Linked DNA regions of Mus musculus: region 1 is linked to region 2. Evidence: chromatin loops called from intact Hi-C (ENCODE). Cell type or tissue: heart. All regions are shown on one strand.

The links. A loop is a pair of places that touch in the nucleus more often than their neighbours do. Peaks named below come from ENCODE experiments on the same cell type or tissue, not always from the same donor. Only the 100,000 strongest peaks of a DNase experiment are listed, where the experiment ranks them.
Region 1: a loop joins it to region 2, with 5 times the contacts of the local background. A loop is called at or near these places in 6 of 42 quality-filtered maps.

The regions. Positions count from the first base shown.
Region 1 is chr17:78,495,904-78,498,403 of GRCm38, reverse strand. No RefSeq gene overlaps it. Among named protein-coding and RNA genes, the nearest start is that of Vit, 11 kb to the left of the region's middle. In heart, a CTCF peak has its summit at 1,401; a DNase peak (open chromatin) is centred at 1,443; H3K27me3 peaks cover 311 bases.
Region 2 is chr17:78,603,217-78,605,716 of GRCm38, reverse strand. It overlaps Vit (vitrin), which reads right to left. Exons shown (of 14, transcript NM_028813.2): 10 at 149-296. Among named protein-coding and RNA genes, the nearest start is that of Gm32573, 16 kb to the right of the region's middle. In heart, CTCF peaks have their summits at 1,063 (motif pointing left) and 1,645 (motif pointing right); a DNase peak (open chromatin) is centred at 1,626; H3K27ac peaks cover 221 bases.

The DNA.
Region 1 (2,500 bases), 110 kb after region 2:
TCAGTGCTTTGGCTTACTGCTTTGCTTGCTGATGATCTTCGACCTTCAGAGGTCCTTCAGTCTCTTCCTTAAGCAGGAATCTTCCCTAATGGTCTAGCCCAAGCCTTAGTCTTTACTCAAATGAACAAGCTTAAAGACACATAAGGGAAGAAGAAGGCAGGAACTAGACCATCAGGGAAGATCTGCCTTGTCTTTGGCCATGTCATAGTTTCCTTAGCGACTCGGTTTCTCATTACCATCTTAGTAATTCGTGTATGGATGGATTTCTTGACTACCCTCAAGTGTATGTATTGAGGCCCCAATCCTTAATGTGATGGCATTTGAAGGTAAATCCTGGGGAGGCAATTACATTTACAAGGGGTCATTAAGGGTGAAGTTTCTGCCACAGGATTAGTGTCCTCACAAGGAAAGGGAGAGGGTTCGGATAGATCAGCTCTCTCTTCCTCTCTTTATGTGAGAACACATGAGGAGCTATCTGTTAGAAAGAGGACAGTCAACTAGACCTGTAGGCATCTTGACCTTGGGCTTCCCTGCCCTTCAGAAACACAGGGAATCAATTCTTGTTACTTAAGCACTCAACCCATGGTCTTTGTTATGGAATCCTTAGCTTACTGATACACTCTGCCCTTAACTCTGGTGTCCATCACACAGACCAGCAGCACAGAATCAGGGCATCGGGACCTCTCCCACTTCATCATTTGCTTTTTGATTAAGAAATGCACACCTGAGGCGGTGCAGTGTGTGTGTCTTTGAGTGTGTGAGTGTGTGTGTGTGTCTGTGGATATGTGTGTGTGTATCAGTGTTTGTGGCTCTGTGTGTCTGTATATGTGGTGTGTATGTGTGTGTGTGTGTGTGTCTGTCTGTCTGTCTGATTTTGTGAGTTTGGGATCAATCTCAGGGACTCATAGTAAGGCATTCTGACACTGAGCTACTACCATCAAATCCATCCTTTGCTACATACAGCCCAGAGGCTCATAGACACAAAGCCATGTGTCTATTCACCAAAATCTAGTTTAGAACATTTCATCACCCTAGGAAGGGTCCCACACTCCTTATTTTTCACTTCCCCCTAGCTACCAGCACACAGCAATCCCCAATCAACCTTGTCTCTATAAATTAGCCAGTTCTACCATTTCATAAAGATACAATCAGACACTATATGGGCTTCGTGGTCATCTTCCTTTGCTTAGCATGATGTCTTTTTTGGTTCATTTGTATTGCAGCATGGTCTTGTCCTTTATTTCTTTCCATAGCTAAAAAAAATATTCCATTGCCACAATTTTTCATTTGGACAGGCATAAAAATTTCTGATTTGTTCTGTTGTTTCCAGTCTTAGTTCCTCCAGTTTGCTCTTCTCATTGAATCCAATCTCTGGGACAAGGCATATCAGCTCTTGGGTGCCTCTTGTGGTCTGTCAAGCCTCTTTCTCCCATCCTGTGATGCCTTTGGCAGAGTTGGGGGACTGCCGGTTCTGCTTGCTTGTTCTGGATTAGCACAGTAGCTTCCTTCCTGTCTGACTGGGATGCTCTTGCCTCAGTCTCAGCACAGTGTCTCTTTTCATGTCCCGTTCTGTTCTCATTACTCACTTTTTTTGTGTTCAATGGACCCAGCAACAGGTGTGCTATAATAGCAATCTTTGTGAACTCCTTGAATTCCAAAGCTAAGTTTTATCCACGTATAACTTCAGGGTATGCCATGGAGCTTGGAATAAAAGCCAAATGAATGGTCAGATATAGAAAAAGTCTAATATTTGAAATATTCCTGATAGCCCATGAAATAATAATTTGAAGTACTTCATTTAAGCACATATGTGAAAATGGGTTACTAACCACCATACATGTATAGGTTATAGGTTCAGTTTATCTACCAAAGCCTCACTGACCACAGTATTTACTTTCACATTAATAACTCATATATCTCAGCAAATAACTAGCCTAAAAGGGAAAAACTGCTTTTGAATTCTACCAGGCAAAACTCCTTCCAACCAAACTCAGTGCGTTCTGATCATGTAATCCTTGGCATCAAAGCACAGCAAATAGATTCTGGTGCCAAGGAATATGTTGTTGCATAGTAAACCTAAGAAGCCAAGCTGGAGAAGATTATCAGCTCACTGACCAGTGTTTTTTAACTCATTCTGCTATTGAAGTTAATGCTATAGCTGTGCTTAAAGTCATTTGAGGAATTAAAATAAAAACTTTACCTCTGCAGGGTCCCTACTCCCTTAATATGTAGCAGCAGTATGAGAATGCCCTTTTGGAATTATGAATGGATGATTGGATTGTAAAAGTTTATGGCTTAGACCAACAGGCTCAAGAGTTACGTGAGGTTCAAAAAGATCCCGTCTTCTGATGTGGAAGCAAATAAGAAGCTCGATTCAAGCCCCAAGCGGCAGAATTTAGTATCTTTTCTCTTTTCCTCTGTGTCTACCCTCAATCCAGTCTGAGACAAGATCTTATATGTAGTCTTGTTTGGCCTCAAATCCATGACCACCTCTTACCTC
Region 2 (2,500 bases):
GGCAGCTGGGTTGCATCCTTTTTTTTTTTTTTTTTTTTTTTTTTTTACATTTGCATTAGAGAAGAGAATGAAATCAGTCCTTCAGGACACATTGTGGCTTGCAGCTAGGGGCGCAGGGATAGCCGGGCTCAGCACGAGCTGCACTTACCCGTACTGAACAACACCCACGAGGGGACCGGCAGGGCCGATGTCAAGAGCCTGGACGACGTCCGCTAGGAACTGCTTCTGGATCCGGAAGCGGCGCTTGCCGATGCTGGTGCTCCCATCAATTAAGAAGGACAAGTCAATTTTGCAGTCTGAGGGACAGAAAAGCATTCTGTGATTTGGCCTGACTCTGAGTGCTCCTACCTAACCATCTTGTCTCCCACTCAGGGGAATATAAAAAAAAAATGAATTAAATGATATATTTTAGCTGTTTTCACATATATGGGCAATAATTATATGTAATATAAATTCACCGGTATGAATTAAACTATATATATATGAATATATATATTATATAAGTTAAATTATATATAGCTTATATATAACTTAATTTATAAGTTACACACACTAACAGACTAGCAATAACTAGTAACAAAGAAGAATAATTATGACAATATACTATAATAACTAATAAAACCTTGAGGGTTATTTATTTCTAGAATTTTCCATTTACTATTTTTAGATCGCAATTGATGACGGGTAATCAAAACCGCAGAAAACAAAAACCAGGGGTAAGGTGGATCTGCCGTGCAGGAGGGACAGTAAGAGCTGAGGGAGGGATGGTGGGGCTGAAGGCTAGCTTCAACCTTTCAATGAATGCTACACGGCTAGCAAATCCGTGTTGGATATCGTCCTCTGTAGTGGTACCCCGAACGACTAAGTATGGGAAAACTGACTGTTCACTGCGGGGCTGAGGCACTTATTGGAGTCCATATAGCCTTAACATTAATTTAAAAAATGAAGAATGGATTGTTGCATTAATGCTTTTGGCAGACAAGAGTATTTCAGAAAGGGAGTATTTCAAGGGAGACAGGAGAGTAAGGAATTTTGAGCGACAGCATCCAAGAACACCCAGTGGCCAGCACCCCCTTGTGGGCATGGGCGGAACTGCACACATGTCCCTAAACTGCAGGGCTTCTTTGGGGCTGGTGTTGCCTGTCCTCCATTAACAAAAAGCCCTATAGGCAAGGAAGGGGGCTGTTGAAAGTACTAAATGTTTCTGAGTTGACAAAGTTTGAAGCGAAATTGGTTAGAAGTAATTATTGAGGAGTGGTGACGCAGATTCGTGGATGGAGAAAAAGTTGAACTTGAGAACGGGCTGAAACGGCTTACTGAAAACAGAGGAGGTTTGGAGGAGACCACAGGGATGCTTGTCTGCCTCAACGCCATCTTCAGAAAATCTCAGAGCTTTTTATCCCAAGTCTACAAGTGCCTTCTAGCCTTCCCTGTCCAGCTGGCTTTCTCCCATAGTGCCTACATCCAAGCATAACCCCTGAGATGAAGATTTCAGGAAATTAGCGAAATCCAAGTGTGGTTTAAAGAGTCCACTAAAGTCAGAGATGAAGCGGAAGACAGGGAGAACTGCTCTAAGGCCTCTCTCTAATGGTCAACACTTGTTTTTCTAGGCCTTGCTTTGCAACGTGAATTATAGCCAGCAGGTGGCAGTAGTGTTCTTCAGGGTTTTCGGTCCACCAACCTCAACGGGGTGTGGGAAATACGGACTCCCGGGATCCACTCAAATATAGAAAATCAGATTTGCCTTTAAATATGACCCCTAAGTTTGAGAAGCACTCCTGGACAAAGGTTTTCCTTCTAAACGCCAGCAGATTAGTTCAATATTGCCTTTTAAGATAGAGGAAAATCGATTCTAGGAGGGGATAACGGGGTTTCCCCTTTTCATTTATTTTCAGCGATAACAGTACATGGATTCAGTAGCATCCGTTTGGGTTCCTCAAGGACACTTTGCTCATTTTTTACATCTTGAACTATGTTCAGGAACAACATGTTCAGTTTTGAAGCAAGCAATTTATCCGCTTAGCTCTCTTGGCTCCCTGGCCTGATTGCTGACAGAAGTCTCCTTTGTTACCCTTCCCAGGATCTTTTTTTTTTTTTTTTTTCTTTTCATCGTTGGAACCAAACACAAGGCCTTGTTGCACTTCCTAGGCCAACACTCTATTACTGAGCAAAAGCCCCTGCCTCTAAACTCCCAGGACATCTTAATGACTTAGGCTTCTATCTCATGGCACATACAGGCTAAGACCCAGTGGGTTTCTTCTGTGGAAAGACAGAAAGACTGATGTGAGATTGACGTCAGTATTAATGGGTGGAATCGGGCCAGTAGGAGTTCAGTATTGGTGTCTTATTTACGGCCACAAGAAAGGTTCCGGATGAAGACGAAAGGTCAGATGTGTGGTGTCTCAAGGAATCGACACGCTGCTAATAATTCTGTGCTACCGCTCTCTGCAATGTAGTTCTATAGATAAACTCATGCTTTGGGCTATAGAACGCACCAGGT